Regions from separate parts of the Homo sapiens genome. Here region 2 is linked to region 1. A link is an interaction called in ENCODE POLR2A ChIA-PET data of the cell type or tissue named here. Cell type or tissue: K562. All regions are shown on one strand.

The links. ChIA-PET counts read pairs that join two places held together with the same protein. Peaks named below come from ENCODE experiments on the same cell type or tissue, not always from the same donor. Only the 100,000 strongest peaks of a DNase experiment are listed, where the experiment ranks them.
Region 2: POLR2A ChIA-PET joins it to region 1 with 11 read pairs; 2 of 35 experiments call an interaction of 5 or more read pairs at or near these places.

Annotation. Positions count from the first base shown.
Region 1 is chr15:67,221,277-67,229,276 of GRCh38, reverse strand. The region is part of intron 5 of AAGAB (alpha and gamma adaptin binding protein); the gene reads left to right. Among named protein-coding and RNA genes, the nearest start is that of AAGAB, 29 kb to the left of the region's middle. In K562, no CTCF peak of the experiment used is centred here; no DNase peak of the experiment used is centred here.
Region 2 is chr15:67,035,045-67,043,044 of GRCh38, reverse strand. All of the region lies in intron 2 of SMAD3-DT (SMAD3 divergent transcript), which reads left to right. Among named protein-coding and RNA genes, the nearest start is that of SMAD3-DT, 25 kb to the left of the region's middle. In K562, no CTCF peak of the experiment used is centred here; a DNase peak (open chromatin) is centred at 3,454.

The DNA of each region.
Region 1 (8,000 bases):
ATTTTTAGTAGAGACGGGGGTTTCACCATGTTGGCCAGGCTGGTCTTGAACTCTTGACCTCGTGATCTGCCCACCTTGGCCTCCCAAAGTGCTGGGATTACAGGCGTGAGCCACCCCGCCTGGCCCTCCAACCTTTATTTTAGGTTCAAGGAGCACACGTGCAGGTTTGTTACATGGGTAAATTGTGTGTTGCTGGGGTTTGGTGTGCAAATGATTTTGTCACCCAGCTCACAGGTAGTGAGCATAGTACCTGATAGGTAGTTTTTCAACCCTCACCCTCCTCCTACTGTCTCCCCTCAAGTAAGGCCCCAGTGTCTGTTGGGCCTCTTTTTATCTCCATGTGTATTCAGTGTTTAGCTCCCACTTATAAGTGGGAGCATGTGTTAATTTGTTTTTTGTTGTTGCTGCTTTTAATTCACTTAGGATTATGGCCTCCAGCTGTGTCCATGTTGCTGCAAAGGAGATGACTTTGTTCGTTTTTATGCCTATGTAGTATTCCGTGGTGTATGTGTACCACATTTTTTTAATCCAGTCCACTGTTGATGGGCATGTAGGTTGATTCTGTGTCTTTGCTATTGTGAATAGTGCTGTGATGAACATACACATTCATGTGTCTTTTTGGTGGAATGATTTACATTCCTTTGGGTGTATACTGAGTAATGGGATTGCTGGGTTGAATAGTAATTCTATTTTAAGTTCTTTGAGAAGTCTCCAAACTGCTTTCCACAGTGGCTGAACTAATTTACAGTCCCACCAGCAGTGTATAAGTACTTCCCTTTCCTCTGCAACCTCACCAACATCCGTTATTTTCTGACTTTTTAATCATAGCCACAATAAGGAGATTTTCATTTATGTGGTTATCTCTCTGTTACCAGAACAAATTCAAATTAAGGCTTGGTCCTTCTCATTCATCTATTTAGCAAATCCTTGTTGAGCATTTACCATAGGAAGGCTATAAAAATAAGATTTGGAACATAAACTGGATCAATTTAGAATAAAATTATATTCAATGGTGCTTGTTATATTTATGAGAACTATTTTCACAAAATTTTCTTTGGCTTTATTCACTTTTTGAAAAATCTGTGTCCCAAGTTCATATATTAAAGAACTATTGCCTTGTAATATACACTTATGGTTGTAAATTGAGAAGCTGGACTAAACATGCTTTATTACTTTGGAAGTGTGGTCAAATGTGTTTCCTGAAAAAATGCCATTTTACTTGTTTTAGACACTAAACAATATTCTTAAAAGAACTGCAAAGCAAGGAGGTACATTGTGGATTTTTTCATGGTTCTTTGCCCTGAGGTTTCCTCGCTTTCTTTTTTTTTCTTGACAGTACTGGTGCATTAGTTTGCTGTTAACCAAAAAACAAAATACTGCCATTAATTAGCTTAATTTCATGTTTAAGAGGATCCTGGTGTATGTGGTATGAAGATACAATGAATGACATTTTGATGCAACCCAGGTCTTAGGAAGTGTGAAGGATATCCTTTTAGAGCCCTGCATCTTATTTTAGAGACAAAGCTTTCTATGGATATATGGTGGGTCATACTACTCTTCCAGGGTAACCTACCTCCTATGCTGTTTTTAGAGCCTGCTTTGCTGGTGATCCGTCTGTGTGCCCAGTGAACTGTGCCTTCCTCAGCCTGCTTTTCTTGAATGTCCAAGTGTTGTCTGCCAGCAGGTGCTCAGACTGGTTTATTTGTTTTAGGGGTCTGTGTTTTTCCTACTCTTTTTTCTTTTTTATTTTCTCCCCTTTTCTCTTTTTAAAATTGTGGTTAAATATACATAAGATGTGGTTAAATATACATAAGATTTACCATTTAAAATATGCATTTCAGTGGCAGTAAGTGCATTCACATTGTTGTACAACTGTTGCCACTAATAAAAATTTTTAAACCAAAAAGTTTTTTTAATTAAAAAGTTGGTTGACAAAGTAAAAAAAAAAATAGAGGTATTGGTTACCTTTTTCAAGACATTAATAATGACCAATTTTTGTTGTTGTTTTGGTTCGAAAAATTACTGTAATCACAATTGATTCTTTGGGATTATTATATTGGGAAATTATATAATGCCAGTTGATTATTTGGGATTATGTATTGTCTAGTTAGTATTTATTGAGCAGTAATAGAACATTTACGTTATGTCATGCCACTAATTTTGTACAGTTGCAGAAAAATATTTGTTTGAAACTCTTTTAAAAATATTTAAATATGCTCAATTTGAAAAAACAATTCCAGCTCTTGTAAGGATTATGAACATCTAGCTGTTGCAACAAATGGCCCTGAAAACACACAAATCTAACTCAGGTTTTATTTCTTTGCAGTTTCTTGGACATTGATATTCAAAGGTCAAATATTTAATCTGAAAATCTAGGTAATTAAAAACGTAAGAGATGAATTGCATTCCTTCCTGCCCTCCACCCAGATAAATTGGATGTGTTATCTATATGGGAATTCATGATTTAATATGTGATTATTATAAGTCTGAACAACTTACTTGGTTATAGGATATCTTCATAACTTTTTTCCTTTAGTGTCTTCTTAAAAGTTAGTAATACACAAGCAACCAAAGGAAAAAAATAGATAAATTGGACTTCATCAAAATTAAAAATGTTCATACTTCAAAGGACACTGTCAGGAAAGTGAAGGATAAAAGATAACCCTCAAAATGAGGGAAAATATTTGTAAAACATGTATCTTATGAGGATCAGCAGAATATATCTAGAATATATAAAGAACTCTTACAACTTAATAATAAAAAGACAACTAATCCAGTATAAAAATGGTAAAGAATTTGGATAGGCAAGAAAATACACAAATGGCCAGTAAGAACATGAATAGATGCTTAACGTTGGCCAGGCATGGTGTCTCACGCCCGAAATCCCAGCACTTTGGGAGGTTGAGGCAGGAGGATTGTTTGAGGTCAGGCATTCAAAACCAACCTGGGCAACATAGTGAGAACTCTGTCTCTACAAAAAAATTCTAAAAATCAACCGGACCTGTAGTCCCAGCTATTGGGGAGGCTGAAGCAGGAAGGATCACTTGAGCCTAGAGTTCAGTGCTGTGATGATCTAAGATTGTGCCACTGTACTCCAGCCTGGGCAACAGAGTGAGACCCCAATTCGTATTAAAAAAAAAAAGAAAAGATGCTTGTCATCATTAGTCACCAGGAAAATGCAAATCACAACAATGAAATACCACTTCACACTTACTAGGATGGCTAGGGTCAGAAAGATAATAACAAATGTTGGTGAGGATATGGAGAAATTAGAAACCTTGTGCACTGATGGTGGGAATATAAAATGGTGCTGCAGCCACTTTAGAGAGTTTAGTAGTTGCTCAAAAAGTTAAACATAGAATTACCATATGACCCAGCAGTTCCACTCCTAGCTATATACCGAAGAGAACTGGAAACATGGGCACACAAAATAGTGTGTATAAGTGTTCATAGCAGTATTATTCATAAATGCCAAAAAGTGAGAAAAACTGCTGAAAACAAAATGTGGTATATCCATACAATGGACTGTTATTCAATCATAAAAATGAAGCATGAATATATGCTACAATGTGGATCAACTTCAAAAACATTATGCTAAGTGAAAAAAGCCCGACACGAGAGGCTACATATTATAGGATTTCATTCATATGAAATATCCAGAATAGTTAAATTCATAAAGATAGAAAGTAGATTAGTGGTTCCCAGGGTATGGGAGGAGAGGTTGCTCATGGGTATGGTATTTCTTTCTGGGGTGGTGAAAATGTTCTGGAATTAAATGGTGATGATGGTTGCACAACTTTGTGAATATACTAAAAACCACTGAATCATACATTTTTAAAAGGCTGGATTTTATGATATGTAAATTAAATCTCAATAAAAAGAAAGAAAAGAAGGAAATGATACCACCAATGATGATAATAATGGTAATAGTAGAAAAGGTGGTGGTGATGATAGAAAAGGGAGAAGTGGCAGTGATACTAATAGCAGCTGATAGTATACGTGCAAAATCTTATTTAATCCTCACAAAAGCCATATGAGTTAGGCTCAGTGGAGCCAAGTAATTTGCCCAAGGTCATATAGCTCATCAGTTCTCAAACGTGTTTGCACATTGGAATCACCTGGGAACTTTAGTCACCTGGGAAGCTTTTAAAACCTATGCTACCTGAGCCTCACCCAAGGGAGTGTCAGCTACAGTATTTTTTAAGTGCCTCCGGGATTCAAATATACAGCCATGGTTGACAACCACTGACATAAATGATAGTCTTCTAGTTCTAACTTGTAAGAGTCTGTGTTTAATCCATGGGAATAAATTCAGCATTTTGAAAGCCACATTAGCCCCTTGCCTGACCTTGCTTTCTCTAATTCCTAAATTATGTAGTATTGAAAAGTGACTTTTGGCCAGGTGCGGTGGCTCATGCCTGTAATCCCAGCACTTTCGGAGGCCAAGTTGGGCAGATCAGTAGAGGCCAGGAGTTTGAGACCAGTCTGGCCAACATGGTGAAACCTCATCTCTACAAAAAATACAAAAGTTAGCTAGGCGTGGTGGTGCATGACTGTAATCCCAGCTACTTGGGAGGCTGAGGCACAAGAATCACTTTAATTCAGAAGGCAGAGGCTGCAGTGAGCTGAGATCGCGCCACTGCACTCCAGCCTGGGCAACAGAGTGAGACTGCTCAAAAAAAAAAAAAAAAGAAAAGAAAAAGAAAAGTGACTTTTCAAGTCAGAGAAAGAAGACAGGAAGGACTATGTTTAATATGGAGTCATCTATAGGGAAAGGTGAAAATAGTGGACGTTCCTTCTCATAACTCCTCTGTACTTGTTTCTAGTATGGTCTAGTATCTCGCAAAGGTCAGCAGTGCTGTGACAGTCCTTCTTAAGATCTGAAAGAAATAATACAGCTTTTATAAGTACCTGATTATCTGGGAGCATAATTTAGGTGCTGAGTGTATCTGGGCCATTTGAGTTTTCTTCTGCTGGCCTCAGATCTCTCTAGTCCATAATTTAGGCTCCGGTTTCAAGTGTTGATTCATTCATACAAAAAATATTTCTTAAGTACTTGCTCTGTGCAAAGTATTGGTCTGTGTGTTTGGGATATATCAGTGAACAAATTAAACAAAAATGTCTGTCCTTAGGAGCTTTCATTCTGGTGGGAGACTATAGTCAATAAACAATACAAGCAATTAGTATGTTATATAGTGTATTAGGAGATGATAAGTGATTTGGGAAAATAATAAAGCAGAGTTAGGGACATTGAGATTGCTTTGTAGATTGCAATGTTAAATAAGGTGGTTCAAGGTAGGTCTTCTTGAGATTTGAGCAAGGAGATGAGGTGTTTCACCATGTGGATATCTGGGAGAAGAACATACCAGGGACAGGGAACAGCTATAGCAAAGGCCCTAAGGTGAGAGCACGCCTGGTGCATTTGAAGGATATCAGGACGCTTGCTGGCTGAGCAGGAGAGGTCAGAGAGGTAACGAAGGGCTAGATTATTTGGGGCTTTGAAGGCCATCATAATAACTTTGACATTTACTCAGAGTAAACTAGGGGACTGTTGCAGGTTGTTGAATGGGAAAGTGACATGATCTGACAAAGTCTAAAAAGATCACTCTGGCTGCTCTGTGGAGAGTAGATGATGAGGGTGAAGAGCAACCAAGATCTCTTAGGGGCCTATTACAATATTCCAAATGAAAGAGAGTGATGGCTCAGATTGGGGCTGGGGCAATGAAAGGGGTAAGAAAAGGTCGAATTCTAGGTATATTGTGAGGTAGAGCCAGCATGGTTTCCTGATAGTTTAGATATGAGATATGAGAAAAAGAGATCAGTCAAGGAAGACAACAGGATTTGGGCCTGAACACTTGAAAGATTAGTTGCCATCAACTGAAATGAGGCAGCTACAAGATGAAGCTAACAGGGTCACCTATCAGTAGTTCATTTTTGGACATGTTGAGTTTGACATGGCTACTGAGACCTCCAAGTGGCTGTTAGTCTTCCAAGTGGAGATAGCAGGTAGCCAGTTGGAGAGATTTTGGAGTTTGGGGAGAAAGGCATTTAAAACCTTGAGCCTTGATGAGATCACCAAGGGAGTGAATGCAGTACTTAAAGAAGACCAAGGACTCAGCCCAGGGACATTGCAACATCAAGAGACAGAGAGAAGAGAAGGAACCAGTAAAGGAGACTGAGGAAGAAAGGTCAATGAGGTAGGAAAACCAAGATAGTGGAGTCTTATTCGGGAAGCAAAAGTGAAGAGTGTTTCAAGGTGGAAGGAGTGGTCAGCTATGCCAATGCTGCTCATAGGTCAAGTAGGATGAGAACAGAGAGTTGACCCTTGGATTTAGCATTAGTGACCTTGAAGAGCAGTTTCAGTGAAATAGGTTGAAAGAGAAAAATTGAAGATAGTGATTATAAAACACTCTTGAAAATTTTGCAGGAAAGGGGAGCAAAGAAATAGGTGAGAGCTGGAGAGAAAAATGTGGTGGAGATTTTTATTGTTTGAGATGAGAACAAGAGCAGCGCGTTCATAAGCTGTTGGAAAAGTTCCAATAGAGGGTGAAAAATGGATGAAGTAGGAGAGAGAAGGGAAACTTGCCAGAGTGACTTCCTTGAGTAGGTAGAAGGGATGGGCTCCAGTGTACAAGTGGAGGGACTGGCTTTGCACAGGAGGAGGAAAATAAACCTAGAAAGACATGGGAAAGGGGGTTTGTGGATGCAAATGTGGCTCAGTGGGGAGATGTGTCATGAGAATCTGTGGAAGTTTCTTCTGATTGCATAAATTTTCTCAGTGAAGTAGGAGGCCAGGATGTCAGTTGAGAGGGCAGAAGGGAGGAGGTAGCGTTAGGATTTGAGGAGAGAGGAGAAAATGTGAAACAGTCATTTAGGGGAGAGAGAAAGAGTAAATGAACCTAGAGATGTGAAGTATGATTTGCCAGGCAGCATTAAGGGACCCAACTTGAAATTTGGTATTATAAAACTAAAGTCAGGCAGCATGGGTGGAGGGTGTGTGTGTGTGTGTGTGTGTGTGTGTGTGTGTGTGTGTGCGCGCGCGCGCGTGCGCGTGCATGCATGTAGTAATCAGTTCTGCTTTTGCTAAGCAAATGTATCACAGCAAGAGAGAGGCAAGGGATTCAGTAGTATATATAAGAGATTAATTATAATGATTGACCATGGAATTTAAGCTAAAAAGAGGAGAGTGGAAGTCAATTGGAGTGGGTCAGTAAAAAGATGGTAGTTTTGAGTCCTGGTGCAGTTGAAGGATAATTGGGTTAAGGTACTATAGGAACTGAGAGGGACTTGGAAAAATAGGTGATGCATGAAGTTGAGATGATGGAGGGGTTGTGGTTATTGGTAATAATAAGGTCTGGGTATGACCCTGGGAGTACATGGCTGCAGCAATGTAGAGGACAACATCCATAAAATGGAGGAATTCAATAAACTGAGACTCAGATTGCTGGAATGGTTGTCTATATATTGAACTTGCTAAAAATTAAGACACTTGCCTTCAAATAGTTTGTGTGAGAATATCAGTAGGCTCCTATATTCAGAGATTTTAGGAATGATTTAATCTAGTGATTCTCAACTGAGACCCAGGGGGGTATGGAAATACATATCACATGCTATACAAGCCCTCTGAAGACGTTGATTGCCTGGCTCCCATTGAGAATCACTTAACTATTAAGTGCTATTGCTAAGTGGTTGGTAGATGTGCCCTCAACTGCACTGGGTAGAAACTGTTAGGAACTTTTGAGCTAGTCTATTCATCCAGTACAGGAATGGCTTCTATAGCATCCTTGCCAGGATCATCCACCCTTTTTGGCGGAATGCTTTAAATAACAGCACCTTGTGAAGCAGTCCTAGAAGCAATTAATTGCATAGAGAAATCCAAGAACTGTTTTGTTCATTCTTAGCAGATAGAATATATTTTTATGCTGGTAGCTTAAGCACTTAAACAAGGAAAGGATATGTATTTTACTTTGTGTCATAATGCTGAGAACAGTGGTGAAAAT
Region 2 (8,000 bases), 190 kb after region 1:
AGCATGTGATCGTGCACGGCAGGAAGCATTTGATTCAGACCTTGACATACTGTGATTATTACTTGTGGTTACTGTTGTCATAACCTAGTGAGGGGATGGGACAGAGCCTATGGTTATCCCACATTGATACATGATTAAGACTCTGAAGTTCAAAGGTTAGTTGATATTCGAAGTCACACATTATCACTGAGATGGTTCTAATAACCCATGGCCTGGCTCTCTGCAGGGGGCCAGCTCCCTCAAGGGGTCCCTGCCAACTTCTAGAGGTCTCCCATGGGTTTCTGAGCATTTGCCAGCACACTCTCCCCTCATAGCAGGCAAAGCGGGAGGCACTGAGCTGCGTGCAAAGATGAGGAAGGATGTGTAGGTGGCTGGTGCTGCAGGCTACCCGAGAACACTGGTTCTATGTACTTTGTACTCTGGGGAGCAGTTTGCAGTGGTGGGAAGAGGTGGCTGCTTGGAATAGACAAAAAGTACAGAAGCCTCTGTAGGCAAAAAGCTCTCCCCCACATGGTCTTCCATTCCTCTGTTCCAAACCATATAAGACTTTCTCTGCCCTCAGAATAAAATCCTTAACATAGTTTCATGTCATGTTGAATTTTTTCCTAGCTCCTTCCCAGTTTGATCCCTTGAAGCATGACATTGAGCTTCTCTATCCTTCTTCCCCCATCAACCCCTACACACACACACACACACACACACACACACACACACGCACACACAAGCACTCATACCTTCACACATTCACACTGCAAGCTCAGTTCTCCCCAGGCTAGGTTGAGGACCCCCCTCCCCCTCCTCAGGTAGAAATCAGCCACATCTGGCCATCTGGACAATTGCCGGCCTGGACTCGAAGAGCAAGAGCAAATCTGCAAGCCAGCAGAGGAACCCAGCTCATTCTGAGTAAAAATAACCTGTCAAATCAATTACAGCGGCAGAACCAATTAGGGTGACCGCAGGGGAATAAATATGCAGTGTTTAACTTAATCATCTTTCTGTTCGAACAGCACTCCGGCAGGGCTGCATGACTAAGGCAAATGACTATTACATAACTGGTATTTTTATTCCTTGCCCCTTCTCTTTAGAAAGAGAAGCCAGTAAATTTCATTTTCCTTTAAAGTGGAAAAAAAGACAAAGGAAAAGAAAGAAGATTGTTTCTGAACTTGCACAAATGATCAAAAAAAAAAAAAAAAAGGACAGCCTGGGGCCCTCTGTTAGCAACAAATTAATGTAGAACTACTCACTAGCTATGTGACCTTAGGTGAGTCATTTTCTTCTGTGATTCCGCATCTATGAAGGGAGGCACTTAGAGCTGATGATCCCCAAGAGCCATTCTTGCAAATCCTGACTTTCTATTACCTAGGACAACTTTGACTCTGAAATTCTTTATGGCCATGGTGGGATCTTACTTACCTTTGAGTTACCCCATTGCTCCTTGTACAGTGTCTGTATACTCAGGTGCTCAATAAATACTTGCCAAACTGTTCTTTATTTCAACATTTCCTGTCTCTAGGATACTTGCTAGGGACTGGGAGATAGGCACCCAAGTAGTATAAAGAAGTTGTCTCCCATTTGAGGGAGGCCAGGCATGCCTCTGAGAAATGACAGAGTCTAGTGTGCATAGGCTGGATGCGTGCTGGAGGCAATAGATACTCAGAGAAGAAGGATCTTTCTTTCTTCCCTTCTTTCCTTCTTCCCTTCTTTCCCTTCCTTCTCTACCTTCCCTTCCCTTTTCCTTCCTTCTCTACCTTCCCTTCCCTTTTCCTTCCTTCTCTACCTTCCCTTCCCTTTTCCTTCCTTCTCTACCTTCCCTTCCCTTTTCCTTCCTTCTCTACCTTCCCTTCCCTTTTCCTTCCTTCCTTCTCTACCTTCTCTCCCCTTTTCCTTCCTTCCTTCCTTCTCCCTTTTTCTTTCTTTCTTTCTTTCTTTTTGTTTTGTTTTTGTTTTTTTCTGAGACAGGATCTCTCTCTGTTGCCCATGCTGGAGTGCAGTGGCATGATCTTGGCTTACCGCAGCCGTGGTCTCAAGTGATCCTCTCTGTTCAGCCTTCTGAGTAGCTGGGACTACTGGTTGGAATTAAAGATAGTCAGATGTTGAGCATAAACGCTTTCTTAATTGGTGGCTGCTTTTAGGCAGATTTTTAAATTTTTTGTAGAGACATGGGGGTCTCACTATGTTGCCCAGGCTGGTTTTGAACTCCTGGACTCAAGTGATCCTCCCATCTCAGCCTCCCAAAATGCTGGGATTACAGGAGTGAGCCGCTGTGCTTGGCCAAGAGGGATATTTCTAACCCGAGAACGGTCATGAAGCACTTCCTGGAGAAGGTGAAATAGCACTGGTCCTTGAAAGACATTTAGAATTCTGACCAGTCAATAAGATGAAAGATACTGTAGGGGTATCTGTAGGAATGGCCTACGTAGAAGTGAGGAGAGAGAAAACCTAACAGTGGTGGGTGGTTTGTGTTGGGAAGCAAAAAACGAAAAAAAAAAAAAAAAGAAAAGATATCTTGGAATCAGACTGAGAAATGCTTTGGAAGCCAGGCTGGGGAGGGTGGGGCATATCCTGGAAGCAATGGGAAAGGAAGGTGGGATGGAGTCTCTATAGTTTCATCATCTTCTCTGGCCAGTGGGTAAATTCACCATTCTAAATAGTTAGAGATGAACTTTATTTCTGTTCTGTTCTCCCTGGGAACAGCCTAGAGGTCTAGAACCATGGGGAAGGAAGTAGGGGACTGTCATTGATTGCACAGAATACAGTTCTTTTGCCCTGCCTATCATACCAAAGCCCTAGGTTTGCTTACTTTGCCCAAGTGCAAATTCACAGCTTTTCAGGGCTGTAAAGGTCAATTATTAGAGCGGATGCTGTCGGTGCCCTGACCCATCTCCTCAGCACTCACCTCCACACTGAATTCAGGTCGCTCACATCTAATACCCATGAGCACTGTGGCCAGCGTGGGGCAAAGCCCAAAGTGCCCAAGAATTGATATCCCTGGCGAACAGCCCTCTATGAATGAGGGACGAGCATTTGGTGGATAAATCCCCAGTTTCCTTACCCCTTGGGCAGATGAACTCTGAGGTGTGTTTTCCAACTCTGTCTCCCAGAGTGTTTCCAACACCAGTTGCCTGTGGTGACAACCTGCTCAGCAGCATGCCTCACACTGGCTTCCTTCCGTTCTCTGTCTCACTTCCACACCCTTCACCTGAGTTTCTAGGGATCACCTTCTAAATGACCTATTACTCACACTTGAATCCTTGACTCAAGCTTCTGGGGAAACTGAAACCAAAATAATTCATAAATGTCCCTCATTATATGGCTGGGGAAACTGAGGCCCAGAGAGGAGAAGATGATTTGCTTAAGGTCACCAAACAGCTGGCTTAGGCGAGAGCCTGGGCCTCCAGGCCCCCAGCCCAGGGCCCTCCCGCTAGACCAGACAAGTCTTAGATTAGTGCTCCCTCCCCTCTGCTCCCCCGCTGAGGCGCCACAAAGTCACAAGTCAGCAGCAGAAACTATTCTTCCTCCACTCCTATTTGAGCAGAAAGCAAGGGGCCTCAGCAAGGGGGAAGGGGCGAGGCCTGAGGCTCCCAGATGTGGCCCTCATTCTCCTGGAAAGTGGGCTTTTGTCTCTGCGGTAACCAGGGCAGCCGCCCCATTTATCTGGTTTTAGCAAAGCAGCCGCATCCTTTGGTTTCAACTGCTGGGGTTGAAATGGTATGTTTGCAAAATGGAGTTATTAGCCCTTAAAAAGGAGGAGGAGGGTTTTTTTCTCAGGAAAAGGAAGATGAAGCTTGGGGTCTTTCCATATCAATGTCGAAGAAGTGCAATATACACAGAAATGACTTTAGGGGACCAGAGAAATCCTAAGTAAAGATGGAAACCAGCAAGTGGAGTTTAGATAGATAGAGTGATATCCTTTTTAAAGCAAGCAAATACATCTTATAACAAGGTAGCTGTTTGCTGTCAGTGAAAGGAATCCAAGGGGAATATTGCTGAGAAACAAAGGCATTTTCTGTCTCTTTAAATAACTCAAGGCAGCCTGACATCTTAGTTAACAGAGGAAACAAAGATGTTGTATGCTCAGGGAAAGGAAACTATTTTTCTCTTGAAAAGAAAGCAGATGTTATCATCTAGCTCTAGAAAAGTTTGAGGTACCCAAGCACAAAGTGACACTTTGCCAGGTTTAATAAACATTGCTTTGATGTGCCAACAACCCCTAACTAAACTGGTCACTTAAATGAACTAACCTTTAGGCTACTAATGGATTATTATCATAGTTCACCTCTCTGTGTATGAAGTTCCCTTGAGCAAATCCCTAGACTGAAGATCCCTTGAGCAAATCATTCTATCCTTGCCTTGCCATGAAGTATTTGTGAAGGGCTAATTGCAAATTCATTTGTTCCGTCATTCAGAAGTTCGGTATTTTTACTGTGTGGTTGGACAAATACAATACATGCAGATAATGGACTAAATTGGTCACACTTGTAATTGTGTAAGGTCAAAAACAGGACCCAGAGCATCCATGCTGAAGGCAGGGCAGGGAAGCAAAGCTGAAAAAAGCTTGGGAAGTCAGGCTGGGGAGGGTGGGGCATATCCTGGAAGCAATGGGAGAGGAAGGTCAGAAAGTCTGTAGTCTATCCTGGGGAAGGAAAGGGAAGATTTCATTGAGATTATCTTTTTTCTCTGGCCCTCACATTTTTTGGGAAGAATCCGAATGAATAGGTAAGAAAGACTTAGTAGCTTGGCTGGGGCAGATGGCATATGATGTAGAATTGTTAGATTAAGTTGGAAAGATAATGTGAGTTTCAGTTTGGAGGACTTGAGATGCATGCAAAGAAGCCTAGGCTTTATCCTAAAGGTAGCAGGGAGCCATTGGATGTTCAGGATCATATTGGGGGAGGAAAATTGAGCTCAAGATGGTTGCCTACTTACCCTCAAAGGGCAGTCTTTAGCATCCCTGATATGATATTGATATGATGAATCACTTATGAAGTCCATTCACCCAACTGGCTAATTTTCTGTCTTTGGGGTTGGGGGAGGAAGAAAGGAGGTAAGTTATTGGATTTCAAAGTACAAAGTGGAAGAGGAATTTCTCAATTGGATCAATCAGTAGGGACACACTCTCCCTGCTGGGAGCCAAGAGCCAGCTGTTGCCCAGGTCAGGTGCAAACTATGGAATTATAGCAGCACCCATTTGAGCAGCTGGTTAGAATGCTTCTGGGTTTTCCCTTAGACACTTAACCTTTTTATAGCTCAGCCACAAAACTTTTGCTTCAGGCCAGACCTCAGCCTGTTACTTGCTTAATTAATTGTTTTTCTTTCCAGCATCCCTCCAAAATCTATCAGAGAATAATACTTCAGCTAGGTCTCTTGCATTTCTGCAAGAGGTCTCTTCATTTCTGAATTATTTGGGTTTTTCCCCTTCCACTCCTCTGAGACCAGACTTTGGAAATGTATGTTTCAATCAATACTCTATTAAGCAGAAAGCTCAGGGAGGAGAGGATGCAAGGTAATAACATTTTCTGTCTAATGGAGGATTCTTTTAATAAAACTCAATTTGTTTCAGTCCTCTTTGTAGCTGCTGGTTATTAAAAAAATGCCCGAGTCCACTTTTTCTGCCCTCTGGTTGTGATTAAGTGAATCCTTGCTGAAGAGGGTTCTTGTAGGCCACAGAGGAGCGGTGTGGTCATCAATAACCACAGGCCAGGGTTGGAAAATAGGATGGAAAAGGAGAAGGGTAGGGGTTAGCCACCACTGACTGTGTGGCTGCAGGGCACCATGGGAACCCCGGCTGGCTGCCACCACACCCTTCACTCACCCTTCACCAGCCCCCTCCCCTCACCTAACCCAGAACAGGAAGGCAGGGCCAAAGTCAAGACACAATCTTTTTTCTTCCCTAATCTTCACCCAACTTTCATGAAGAAAAGGCAGACATTGGGGAAAATGCTGTTAAGGGGACTTGTTTTTTGTTTTGTTTTGTTTTGTTTTTGAGACAGTGTCTTGCTCTGTTGCCCAGGCTGGAGTGCTATGGCGTGATCTTAGCTCATTGCAACCTCAACCTCCTGGGCTCAAGCGATCCTCCCACCTCAGCCCTGCCAAGTAGCTGGGACCACAGGCATGCACCACCATGCCCAGCTTAAATTTGTTTATTTTTCTTTTAGAGATGGGGGCTTCCTATGTTGCCCAGACTGCTCTTGACTCCTAGGCTCAAGTGATCCTCCCGACTCGGTCTCTCCAAGTGTTGGGATTACAGACATGAGCCACCATGCCCAGTCGAGGGGATTTTTTTTTTTTTTTTTGAAATAGTCTTGCTCTGTTGCCCAGGCTGGAATGTAGTGGCACAGTCTCGGCTCACTGCAACCTCCACCTCCCAGGTTCAAGCACTTCTCCTGCCTCAGCCACCTGAGTAGCTGGGATTACAGGCGCGCCCGGCTAATTTTTATATTTTTAGTAGAGACAAGGTTTCACCATATTGGCCAGGCTGGTCTCGAATTCCTGGCCTCAAGCAATCCACTTGTCTTGGCCTCCCAAAGTGCTGGGATTACAGGCATGAGCCACTGCGCCCAGCCTAAGCAACTTCCCAGGGAAATCCCGGGAGTCTGGACGTCCTGGGTGAGTGCATTAGCAAGAACATCGGCCTGTCAGCCAAGAGAGTTCATTTCTTGTCCTGACTCTGCCATGCATTACCTGTGTGGCCTTGGACAAGTAGCCTCTCCTCTCTGGGCCACATTAATGTGTCTATAAAGGGAGGGGGCTGGGCTGGGGTCTGCAAGTTCCCTTCCATGGAGCTGTAAAATTGGGATAATAACAACGCCTTCTCTGCTCACCTCAAAGAGGTGTGGGAAGATAAAAATTAAAAATGATTGGAAATACTTGGTAAGTTGTAAAGCCCTATGTAATCGGGAAGAGTAAGTCTCTATGGGAGGCTTCCTTCAGCAGTCAGGAACTTCTTAATGCAAACCAGGTGTTGGTGCAATCAGACTTGAGGTCTCCCAGCCTGGGGAGACTGTGGCTGGGGGAGGGCGAGGAGAAGGGAAGTGAGGTGGGCAGCCTGGCTTCCCAGAGTCTCCCTTCATACATGGCTCCTCATTCTTCCTTGGTGCCCGTACACAGCAGGATGACACCCCCACCCACACCCCTACTCGCTGCCCAGGGTGACACCTCCACTCCCACCCTGTGCCCAGGATGAAACCCCCACTCCAAGCCCAGGATGACACCTCCACCCCATCCCATGCCCAAGATGGCACCCCCACCCCCACCCTGTGCCCAGGATAACAGCCCCACCCCCACCCCGTGGCCAGGATGACACCTCCACCCCATTCGGTGCCCAGGATGACAGCCCCACCCCCACCCCATGCCCAGGATGACACCCCACCACCACCCTGTGCCCAGGATGATACCCCTCACCACCTCACACCCAGGAGGACACCCCACCCCCACCCCGTGCCATGATGACACCCCCATCCCCACCCCATGCCCATGATGACACTCACCCCCACCCCATGCCCAGGATGACACCCCCACCCACACCCCATGCCTAGGATGACACCCCACCACAATCCGGTGCTTGGGATGATACCCCTCCCCACCCCACACCCAGGAGGACACCCCACCCCCACCCCATGCCCAGGATGACACCCCCACCCACACCCCATGCCTAGGATGACAGCCCCAACCCTGTGCCCTGCTCATGCTCTGCTATGCTGTGAGCACCTCCCCTGTTTCTGTGATTTCTCTCCCTAGGTCCTTCATCATCCCCCGCCCAGGTGAGAAACTGAGCCACCTCCAGAGGGAGGTCAGGTGATGGGCCCAAAGTCCCCCACGAGTCAGAGCCTAACTAGACCCTGGTCTGTAGTATTATGGGAAAATCACGAGCTCTGACAACAGAAGGTTCTAATCCCTGCTGGCCAATGCCTTACTCCCCAGCGGTGTGACCTTGGGCAGGCGATTTAAATTCTCTGAACCCCAGTTTCATACTTGTCAGGGAGGACTTCTGTACGCTTCTC